Linked DNA regions of Homo sapiens: all the other regions are linked to region 1. Evidence: chromatin contacts called from ENCODE Hi-C or POLR2A ChIA-PET data. All regions are on one chromosome and are shown on one strand. The core of a region is the stretch at or near the end of the contact, and the rest is flanking DNA. Distances in the headings are between cores, read along the strand shown. Region 1 holds the start of ATP2A2 (ATPase sarcoplasmic/endoplasmic reticulum Ca2+ transporting 2). Region 2 has its middle 19 kb from the start of ARPC3. Region 3 has its middle 15 kb from the start of IFT81.

Region 1 (3,578 bases), core at 340-2,839:
AGCTTTTGGGGGGAAAGAAAATAAATTTTTTTATACTTACAAAAGATATACATGCTGCCAGTAATAAAATCCTAACTAGCAAGTCTTCAAACTGCTCAATCACAAGTTCCAGCAAGGTTTTTCCTGTAAGAAACAAACACATGTGTTTTAACTGTCATCTTACCATCAGCACACCAACAGAGGAAAAAAAACAGAAACAGCATGTTAAGATTACCTTCTTCAGCCGGTAACTCTGTAGAATGTAGAAATTCGTCAAGCAATGTGTCAAGAGGGAGGTTAAAAAAAAAAAGAGAGAGACATTTTAGCACTTCGTTTTTCTAAAAAGAACTGCTACAATTCTAAGCATCAATATCTTTAAAACACAGACCTAGCTATAAGAATATCCGATTTTTTTAGCAGAGGGCATACCACGAAGATATCTCAAGGAAGCATGCACTCTTTGTAATCAATGGCCTGAGGTCTAGCCCTAAGCGTGAAATCACTTCGGGCTCCTGAACCTAGGAGTGGTTTCAGCGATGTCATCACTTCTGCCAGATGTGTAACTTTGGGTAGGACAAGAACGGTCAGAGGCCTTCCAACGACCTCGACTCCTCATAAATCGGCAGGGGACGAGAAAACGTCTTGCCGGGCTCAACCTAGCTGCAGAAGCCACGTCCCTCCCTCCACCGGGGCCGGCTGCTGCTGGAGAGAAGCCTCCGAGCCTTGCGCGCCGAAAAGGTCGAGGGCCCGAGAAGCGAAGAGGTCCAGGGAAGGCGAGGCGAGGACCGCAGCCCCTTTCTCTCCCGCGGGGCCGGCGCGCTGGCCCGACCCTCCGCCCGCAGCTGTCGGCGGGCGCGGAGCCGAAGCCCACGAGGTGGAGCCCGGTCAGCCATCTTCCCTGGCTCTCCCGGCCGCGCCGGGCCCCTGCAGCGGAGCGCCCTGCACCTACCGTTGGAGCCCCATCTCTCCTTAAGCTTCTTGACCTGTTCCAGGCTCAGCCCCGTACTCTCGTTGACGCCGAAGTGGCCCAGCACCTCCTCCACCGTCTTGGTGTGCGCGTTCTCCATGGCTTCGGGGGCCCGGCCGGCCTCGCCTCCCGTCCCCGCGGCCTCCTCGCCTCCGCCTCGCACTCCGGCCGCGGGCTCGTGCCACCCCGGGAGCCCAGGCGCGGACGGGCTCTCCCCTCCTCCTCTTGCGGCCGCTTCCGCCTCGCCGGGCGCTGAATCACCCCGCGCCCCCTCCCCCAGACAACCGCCCCTCGCGCGGCCCCGAGCTCCGCAGGGCGGGTTGGGGGCTCCTGACCCACCCTCCCTCCCCTCGCCAGAAGGGAGGGCCTCCCTCGCCCTCAGCCGCCCGCCGGGAGGGCAGGCCGCGGCCCCCGAGCCCCCTCCCCGCTCTCTTGAGGCGATCAGAGGCCCCGCCCGGGCCGGAGGAGGGGGCGCCCGGCAGACCACTGAGGGCGGAACGCGGCGAGGGAGGCGAGCCGGCGGGGCGGTGCGCGGCGCGCTCGCCCGGGTCCCTCAGCGCCGCACGCCCGACAGCGGCGGAGGAAACTGCGGCGAAGGAAAAGGAGGTGGCGTCGGGGACGGCTCCGCGGCGGCTGCTCTAATAGCATTTATCGGCCGCTGCCTCCCCTTTCGCCGCCGCCGCGGCATGTGGACGCCGCTCATTGGCCGAGAGCGCCCAGCGCGGCGCGGGCGGCGCGGCCCCGCCCCCTCCTCCCGGCTCCCTCCTCCCGCGCGCCTGGCGCCCACGCTGCCGCGCAGGCCCCGCCCCCTCCCGCGCGCCGCCCCTAGGAACCCGGATCGAGGCCGCGCGCGCCGCGGTCGCGGGGCTGGCGGAGGGGAAGCTGGGTACCCTCTTCTGTGCCTGCGGTTCTCTGACCCACCCACCTGCAGACGCAGGGTGGGGCGCTCACAGTGGGCACGCTGCTCTGGGGCCGGTGGGCGGATGGTTGGAAGGCGAGGCCGAGGAGCTGGGAGCGCGGTCCACGCGGGGCGTCTCGAGGCGCCCTCGGGCTGATGTCCTTGGCTCGCCTCCTCGCCCTCGGTCGCCCGGGCTGCGCTCTGCATCCTAATCTGGCTCCTTCAGAGCCCCCCTCAGAAACCAAGGGGAGGAATTCCGCAGTTCACTTCCCACACAACCCAAATCCTTCATCTGTCGCCTCGGGAACACCGCATCCTACACCCCCTGCCGCCAGCTCCTTCGCACGCCAGCCCCGATTCTTCCCCAGCGGGTTCTGGGCCCTGACGAGGGAACCCCCCTCGCGGGGGGGAGGGAGAAGAGTTGATTTTATTATTAATAGCTGACGCAGCGCTTGATAGGTGTCTGCAGGGCAGTCACAGTTCACGCCGCTGGAGCTGCCACACAGCAGCTAGACTTGGGCTAGGAGGTGCTTCGCTGTGGCTTTCAGATGAAGGCCATTTCATAGACTCACTTCCCTCGACAGGAGAAAAGGGGACTTGAATCCAAAGCTGCTCTTAAACCACAGATGATTTGCTCTGCTCGGGAGGACAAAGCGCAGGTCACAGCAAGATAAAGGGAATTTTGCCAATATAAAGAAGCTACATTACTTAACAAGGGGATGGGAAATTGCATGGAATTCATGAACAAAACATGAACATATTCTCTTCACAAAGAAGAGCAGCTTTCTTCACGGAGTAGGTTGCAGAATGAAGCAATTAGTCCACTTTTGTGTTTAACAATAACGCACCATCCGCATGAGCAAAAGCAGAGCAGAAAAATCACCTCAGTTGTCTCAAGTGGCTGGGCTTCAGGACTTAAGATAAATTCCTTCAGCAGATGCAAATTACAGTGCATCACCAGCTGAAAAAATCAGGCACGTCATGTCATTTAATTATTTCCAAGGAGTGGACGTTGGCATGTAGTTTTGATTGATACTTGGAAAAGAACCAACAAAACCCTACACGAAACAAACAAACAAAAAATTATACTATATGGCAACGCACTGAGAGAAGCCAGGTGGAAACTGGTTAGGTCACAGGATCAGAGCCGCTTCAAGAGGGGCACGTGAGTGCACGGTGGGAGTGTGGTCATGGAGGGCTGGCTGTTGTTGCCCTCTGAGACCAGCTCTGCACCATTTCGTACCAATTCTTCTCCCTTACCTCCTCTGTCTCTTTCAGGACCGATAGAAGCACTGCAGGCAGGAGAAGGATGGTTTACCTTTCTCAGCCTGGAAATTAGCTTAGGCATTTGATGTTGAATATTCTGTGCCACTGTCACTGCTTGGGGTTGTAAGCACCTCTGGTGCAATTATGAGCTTCTGGAGGAGTTCCTGACCTCAGCCTTTGTATGGAATGCTCTTCCCACAGATCTTCTTCACTTGTGTCGTTCTCTTTCCATTCAGATCGCAGCTTACATGTCCCCTCCTCAGAGATGTCTTTGCTGTCTAAAGTGGCTACCCAGCCACAGTGGCTCACGTCTGTAATCCCAGCATTTTGGGAGGCTGAGGCAGGAGGATCCCTTGAGCCCAGGAGTTTGAGACCAGCCTGGGCAATATAGCGAGACTCCATCTCTACTAAAAAAAAAAAAGAAAAAAATTAGCTGGGCGTGGTGGCCTGAACCTTTAGTCCCAGCTA
Region 2 (3,610 bases), core at 433-2,932, 150 kb before region 1:
TAGTACTTGAATGATTAGAGTATTTGCATTTTGTTTTTACGGGTGAATATATGATTTTAATATGTGGGTTAAATGCTCTTGAGCATCTGTTTAAAGACTTGAATTACAAGCTAGCTAAATACCACAGTTCACACAGCAAAAGGAATGGATATGTGAAAACCTACTCCATAGATAAACAGAAGGACAGTCCTGAAGCCAAAAGAGTGGTGGTGGTGTGTCGTGGGGGGTTTTGTTTGTTTAATTAAAATTTGTTTGTTTGTTTGTTTTTGAAACAGGGTATCACTGTTGCCCAGGCTGGAGTGCAGTGGCATGAACACGGCCCACTGCAGCCTCGACCTCTTGGGCTCAAACAATCTTCTCGCCTTAGCCTCCCCAGTAGCTGGGACTACAGGCACACATCTCCAGGCCCAGCTAATTTTGTATTTTTGGTAGAGATGGGGTATCATGTTTTTTTGTGTTTTTTGTTTTGGTTTGGTTTGTTTTTTGCTTTTTTTTTTTTTTTTTGAGACTGAGTCTCTCTCTGTCTCCCAGGCTGGAGTGCAGTGGTGCAATCTTGGCTCACTGGAACCTCTGCCTTCCAGGTTCAAGCTATTCTCCTGCCTCAGCCTCCTGAGTAACTGGGATTACAGGCTTGTGCCACCACGCCTGGCTAATTTTGTATTTTTAGTAGAGACGGGGCTTCACCATATTGGCCAGGCTGGTCTCAAACTCCTGACCTCAAGTGATCCATCCACCTCGGCCTCTTAAAGTCCTGGGATTACAGGTGTGAGTCACAGCGCCCAGCAAGACAAGGTTTTGCTGTGTTGTCCAGGCTGGTCTCAAACTCCTGGACTCAAGTGATCCACCCACCTCAGCCTCCCAAACACTGGGATTACAGGCATGAGCCACTGCACCTGTCCTAAATTAAAATTCTTAACCCAGAATCAGAGTTTTGGTGTTTGGGTTGGAACTTCTGCCACAGGGGTTACAGACATGTCAGAAAGGAGAGAAAGCCACCCTGATTCATTTCAAGATTACAGGTTTGGGGCCAGGCCTGGTGGCTAGAGGTCGAGGCTGCTATGAGCCATGATCGCACCACTGCACTCCAGCCTGGGCGACAGAGTTGAGACCCTGTCTCAAAAAAGAAAAAAAAATTTTATTTTAAACATATCACCACGTTGGCCAGGCTGGTCTTAAACTTCTGACCTTAAGTGATCCGCCTGCCTTGGCCTCCCAAAGTGCTGGCATAAGCGTGAGCCGCCGCGCCCAGCCAAATATATGTATGTATGTATATATATCTATAGACATATCTAGATATCTAGAGATATCTATAGATATCTAGAGATAGATCTATCGATCTATATATCTAGATATGTATCTAGATATAGATCTATCGATCTATATATCTAGATATATAGATCGATAGATATAGATCTATATATAGATATGTAGATATATAGAGCTATATAGATATATCTATATATAGATATGTAGATATATAGATCTATATATAGATATGTAGATATATCTATAGATAAATATCTATATATATAGATAGATATCTAGATATCTGTAGAGATCTATATAGATATATATATATTTTTGAGACGTAGTCTCGCTCTGTCTCCCAGGCTGGAGAGCAGTGGCGCGATCTCGGCTCACTGCAAGCTCCGCCTCGCTCCGCCTTCCGGGTTCACGCCATTCTCCTGCCTCAGCCTGCCGAGTAGCTGGGACTACAGGCGCCCGCCACCACGCCCCCCTAACTTTTTTGTATTTTTAGTAGAGACCACCGTGTTAGCCAGGATGGTCTCGATCTCCTGACCTCGTGATCCGCCCGCCTTGGCCCTCCAAAGTGCTGGGATTACAGGCGTGAGCCACCGTGCCCGGCCCCTTTTTTTTTTTTTTTTTTAATTGTGGAACCATCATGATAGAAAACCAGCTTACTCTGGGTCCTGTTCCCAGTTCCGTTACTGCCAGCAGGGGGCGCACGGGCCACAGGCGCTGGAACTAGCTTCTGGACCATTTCCCCTTGGGACTTTATCGTGGTAGGTGTTTTGTTTTGTTATATTTTGTTTTTTAATATATGCAAGAGGACAATTTCCAAATGATTTATTATAAATTATACATGAATATAGTCTGATTTTTTTTTTTTGATAGAGCCTTGCTCTGTCACCCAGGCTGGATTGCAGTGGCGCAATCTCAGCTCATTGCAACCTGCACCTCCTAGGTTCAAGCGATTCTCCTGCCTCGGCCTCCCAAATAGCTGGGATTACAGGCGTGCGCCACGATGCCCAGCTAATTTGTGGATTTTTAGTGGAGACAAGGTTACACCATGTTGGCCAGGCTGGTCTGAAACTCCTGACCTCAGGTGATCCACCCGCTTCAGCCTCCCAAAGTGCTAGGATTACAGGCGTGAGCCACCACGCCCGGTCCAATAGTATGAACTTTAAAATACAGCTTTAATTGAAATGTAATGCTGACATTAAAAACAATTATAATGTTGACTTTTTAGACAAGGTAATTTAGTAATAGTTCTCAGATTTTTATTTTCTTCCCCTTCTTTTTTTTTTTTTTTTTTTTTTTTTTTTTTTGAGACGGAGTCTCACTCTGTCGCCAAAGCTGGAGTACAGTGGCACCATCTCGGCTCACTGCAAGCTCCGCCTCCCTGGTTCATGCCATTCTCCTGCCTCAGCCTCCCGAGTAGCTGGGACTACAGGCGCCCGCCACCACGCCCGGCTAATTTTTTGTATTTTTAGTAGAGACGGGGTTTCACCGTGTTAGCCGGGATGGTTTCAATCTCCTGACCTCGTGATCCACCCGCCTCGGCCTCCTGAAGTGCTGGGATTACAGGTGTGAACCACCGCGCCCGGCCTTTTTTTTTTTTTTTTTTTTTTTTTAAATAAAGATGGGGTCTCACCATGTTGCCCACACTGATCTCGAACTCCTGGGCTCAAGTGATCCTCCTGCTTCAGCCTCTCAGAGTGCTAGGACTACAGGCGTGAGCCACTGCTCCCAGCCTCCAGATTTTATTATTTTTGATCAAGCAACTCAACTTCATATTGTTGAATGCTGGGAACACACACACACACACACACACACACACACACACGCACACACTGAAAATAGTTCAGCCGTCCTCTAATTGGGACTCCGAGCCAGGGCTATTTCTCGCGCTGGCGCGGTTCCAAGAAGCATCCCAGCCATCACTCTTTCACCTGCTCCTTAGAGAAGGGAAGATGAGCGAGTCGAGCTCGAAGTCCAGCCAGCCCTTGGCCTCCAAGCAGGAAAAGGAGGGCACTGAGAAGCGGGGCCGGGGCAGGCCGCGCAAGCAGCCTCCGATGAGTCCTGGGACAGCGCTTGTAGGGAGTCAGAAGGAGCCCAGCGAAGTGCCAACACCTAAGAGACCTCGGGGCCAACCAAAGGGAAGCAAAAACAAGGGTGCCGCCAAGACCCGGAAAACCACCATAACTCCAGGAAGGAAACCAAGGGGCAGACCCAAAAAACTGGAGAAGTAGGAAGAGGAGGGCATCTCGCAAGAGTCCTCGGAGGAGGAGCAGTGAACCGTGCGTGCCGCCTGCTCCTCACTGGAGGAGCAGCTGCCTTCTGGGACTGGACAGCTTTGCTCCGCTCC
Region 3 (3,362 bases), core at 822-3,321, 170 kb after region 1:
CTGCACTGGGTCTTGACTCCACTTCTTTTTCTTTTTCTTTCTGAGATGGAGTCTTGCTCTGTCAGCCAGGCTGGAGTACAGTAGTGCAATGTCAGCTCACTGCAACTTTACCTCCCAGGTTCAAGAGATTCTCCTGCCTCAGCCTCCCAGGTAGCTGGGATTACAAGCATGTGCCACCACACCTGGCTAATTTTTGTATTTTTAGTAGAGACAGGGCTTTCACCATGTTGGCCAGGCTGGTCTCAAATTCCTAACCTCAAGTAATCCACCCTCCTCAGCCTCCCAAAGTGCTGGGATTATAGGCATGAGCCACCACGCCCAGCCTTAACTCCGCCTCTTGATGGGGGAGCAACATGTGCATTCTATGAATGGGAGAAGTTGTTGGCAGATGTTGGTGCAGACAGTCCACCACAGTTGTTTTTTCCCTTTTAATAAACATGCATGTGTGCGCATTGGTTCACATGATAAACATATCTCTTGCTGTGAGTCAAAGTCAAAAGGCTGGAAAAACACACTTCTATATCCTTTAAAAAATTTATTTCAGCCGAGGGCGGTGGCTCACGCCTGTAATCCCAGCACTTTGGGAGGCCAAGGCATGCGGATCACCTGAGGTTGGGAGTTCAAGACCACCCTGACCAACATGGAGAAACCCCGTCTCTACTAAAAATACAAAATTAGCCGGGTGTGGTGGCACATGCCTGTAATCCCAGCTGCTCGGGAGGCTGAGGCAGGAGAATTGCTTGAACCCAGGAGGCGGAGGTTGCAGTGAGCCAGAGATCACGCCATTACACTCCAGCCTGGGCAACAAGAGTGAAACTCTGTTTCAAAAAAAAAAATTTCTTTCATAGCCCTTAGTACTCTCTGACCTTAGCTTATTTTATTATAGATCTCTGCCATTCAAATGTAAGTTCCCTGAGGGCAGGGGCCTTGTCTGTCCTATTAGTCCTGTGTCCTCAGCACCTAATAGGGTCTGGCTGTTAAGAGGTGCTTAATAAATATCTGTAGTCATTGAGTAGGGTGTTGTTGAATCAGCTCTTATTTCTTGGGTGCTGAGCACTTAAAACATTATCTCATTTAATTTACTCAACATATATTTGAGCACCTACTGTGTGCCAGGCACTATTTGAGGTGATGGTGAAACAACAGGAAACAAAATAGACAATAATACCTGCCCTCAGTGAGTGTATTTTCACCATATAGTAGAGAACAGATTCACTGATACTATTTTGACAAAGAAGGAAACTGAGAGTCAGAGACGTCAGGCAACTTGCCCAAGGTCACACAGCTGTTAATTTCACCCTGACACCTGGCTCTTCTCCACTCTCCTGTAGATGTTGAATTTTGCCCAGAGATGGGCTTAGGTGGTTATGGATCTCAATTTCTGCAATTGTTTCCCTGAAGGACCAAACTTGTCTTTCTAGGAGTCAGACACAGGGCAGTGGGAACAGGTGAGTCCCATGACCTCAGAGTCCCTGCCCCTCCCACCCTTAGTTCCCCGACTCTGTGACAATGGCTCACACCTGGGGTGTTGCAGATTTGAGCCACAGATCCCAGTCACCCCCACTGTCTTATCGGCATGTGACATTCCCAAGTGGCTGGGGCGTGCAGGCTGGGCAAAGAATGCAGCCTGAACAAAAATAAACCTGTTACATTCCTTGGCAGCCCCCTGCCCCTTCCTGCTCTCCAGCCATCCATCCTCACAGCAGAGTCTGCCAGGGAAGGCAGAGAGAGGGCGAACAGGGTGGAGGAAGTCAGTGTTGCTACCCGGAGAGAGGGAGAGGAAAAGAGAGAGAGAGAGAGAGAGAGAGAGAGGAGAGGAGAGGGAAGAGAAAGAGAGAGAGAGAGATCACCTTATATGGGAACGTGTGCAGACAATATGTGGCAATGGCTTAAAGGGCAGCAGAGGTCAGATACCAGACAGATGGAAGAAATTAAACATGGGACAGAGCTTGTCCCTGAGCCCTGAAAACAGCTCTTGTTTCACAGCAAGTTCGCACAAAGCCTGGCCCATTTTCCTTTTTTGCCTAAGCCCTGCAAGATGTGTGTCCTAACCTCTCCGTGACTCTGAGTCAGGCCTCTCGACTCCGATTCTGTGGCTTGGCAGCGGTCTCAATCCTTTAAGGTCATTTATTTGACGAACAAAATTCCTCGTTGCAAATAAAAAGGAAAAGGCCAGGCCTATTTCTCAAGAGTTTCCAATATCTCTCCAAAGCACACAGATTAGTAGTTAATGAGTAAATAATCCTTCATTTCTCATGCATTCATTCAACAAAGATTGAGGACCTGTTACGCCTCAGGCACTGAGCCAGGGGCTGGAAAGATGGCAATGGTGACGATGATGATGACAATTAGCATTTGTTGATTTGCACTCATTTGATAAATATTTCAACAATTAATAATTTACTTTGCGCCTTTTATGATCCAGTCATTGATGATACAGAACATTGATCTACATCATCTGGTTCCTGCCCTTGTGGAGTTTACAAGGAAGGCGAGGGATATTGAACACATGATCCCATTGAGTCCTCACAATAGTTCTTTGAGTTAGTTTACTATTATCATCCCCATTTAACACAGAGTTTTCCAACCTCTGCACTATGGATATTTTGGGCTGGATAATCTTTGTCTTGGAGGGGCTGCTCTGTGCATTGTAGGATATTTAGCAGTGTCCCTGGCCTTCTACCCAACTAGGTGCCAGCTGCAACCATTCCCCTCCCCCTAGTTGTGACAACCAAAAAAATCTCCAGACATTGCAAACTGTCCCGGAGGAAACAAAATTGTTCCCAGTTAAGAATCACTGATTCCACGGATGAGGAAATAGAGGGTCAGGGCGGGCTAAGACATTTCCTAAAGGTCATACCGCTGGTGGGTAGGACTCACACCCTGGTCTACCCAAAGCCCATGGTCCTTACCACTGCAATGTGAAACTGTATTTCCTTGACAACAGATGATTTTGAGTTTGGATGGTTGTAGACTTCATTATCTCATCCTACAAAATGGAAGTTATCTGTGTTAATTTGGATCCTCTGGGAAGCAGATGCCAGGACAGGCTCAGACTTGCAGGGGATTTATCAAGGGAATCCCTGTGAAAGATAAAGGGCGGACGTCTTCAGACTGGGATACTGGGCTAACACCTGGGGAAAGAGACGGGGAAGGAAAGAGTGAGTAGGAGGAGCTGCAGACAGCAATGCGGGTCTCAGAAAGTTTTGGCTGGACTGATGAGGGCTTCCTGAACAAAGTCACTGGTAGGATGAATCTCAGGTCAGCAGCAGTGGGGCTGTGCTACCACCCCCGCTGTGCTGTCATTGGCTAGGAGCCATCTGAGGAAATATGGCCTTGGCGTGAACTTGGTGGATCCAGAG

Evidence for each region. A loop is a pair of places that touch in the nucleus more often than their neighbours do. ChIA-PET counts read pairs that join two places held with the same protein, here RNA polymerase II (POLR2A). Pooled maps may share reads with other maps.
Region 2: a loop to region 1 is called in a map of mammary epithelial cell, with 12 times the contacts of the local background. The contact joins the enhancer-like site here to the promoter of ATP2A2 in region 1. A Hi-C loop is called at or near these places in 16 of 168 maps with a recorded cell type or tissue (B cell, CD4-positive, alpha-beta T cell, CD4-positive, alpha-beta memory T cell and 10 more), 10 of 37 single-sample maps with no recorded cell type and 28 of 50 pooled maps. POLR2A ChIA-PET finds 5 or more read pairs at or near these places in 29 of 52 experiments (A549, A673, BJ and 21 more).
Region 3: a loop to region 1 is called in a map of heart right ventricle, with 7 times the contacts of the local background. The contact joins the enhancer-like site here to the promoter of ATP2A2 in region 1. A Hi-C loop is called at or near these places in 46 of 168 maps with a recorded cell type or tissue (A673, B cell, Caco-2 and 34 more), 27 of 37 single-sample maps with no recorded cell type and 37 of 50 pooled maps. POLR2A ChIA-PET finds 5 or more read pairs at or near these places in 17 of 52 experiments (A549, A673, AG04449 and 13 more).

The regions. Positions count from the first base shown.
Region 1 is chr12:110,279,258-110,282,835 of GRCh38, reverse strand. ATP2A2 (ATPase sarcoplasmic/endoplasmic reticulum Ca2+ transporting 2) reads right to left here and starts at 1,589. Exons shown (of 20, transcript NM_170665.4): 1 at 929-1,589; 2 at 215-232; 3 at 41-123. The coding sequence starts at 1,046. RefSeq lists enhancers at 140-894, 2,012-2,081 and silencers at 722-1,231, 1,322-1,921.
Region 2 is chr12:110,429,888-110,433,497 of GRCh38, reverse strand. It overlaps the pseudogene HMGA1P3. Among named protein-coding and RNA genes, the nearest start is that of ARPC3, 19 kb to the left of the region's middle. RefSeq lists an enhancer at 1,652-1,761. Within about 2 kb of position 1,682, at least 18 of the 41 ENCODE cell types and tissues checked have a DNase peak (open chromatin) inside an H3K27ac peak, as active enhancers do; they include A673, B cell, CD8-positive, alpha-beta T cell and 5 more, where a contact is called at or near this core.
Region 3 is chr12:110,107,945-110,111,306 of GRCh38, reverse strand. No RefSeq gene overlaps it. Among named protein-coding and RNA genes, the nearest start is that of IFT81, 15 kb to the left of the region's middle. RefSeq lists enhancers at 1,152-1,743, 1,744-2,335. Within about 2 kb of position 2,071, at least 22 of the 41 ENCODE cell types and tissues checked have a DNase peak (open chromatin) inside an H3K27ac peak, as active enhancers do; they include IMR-90, PC-3, ascending aorta and 9 more, where a contact is called at or near this core.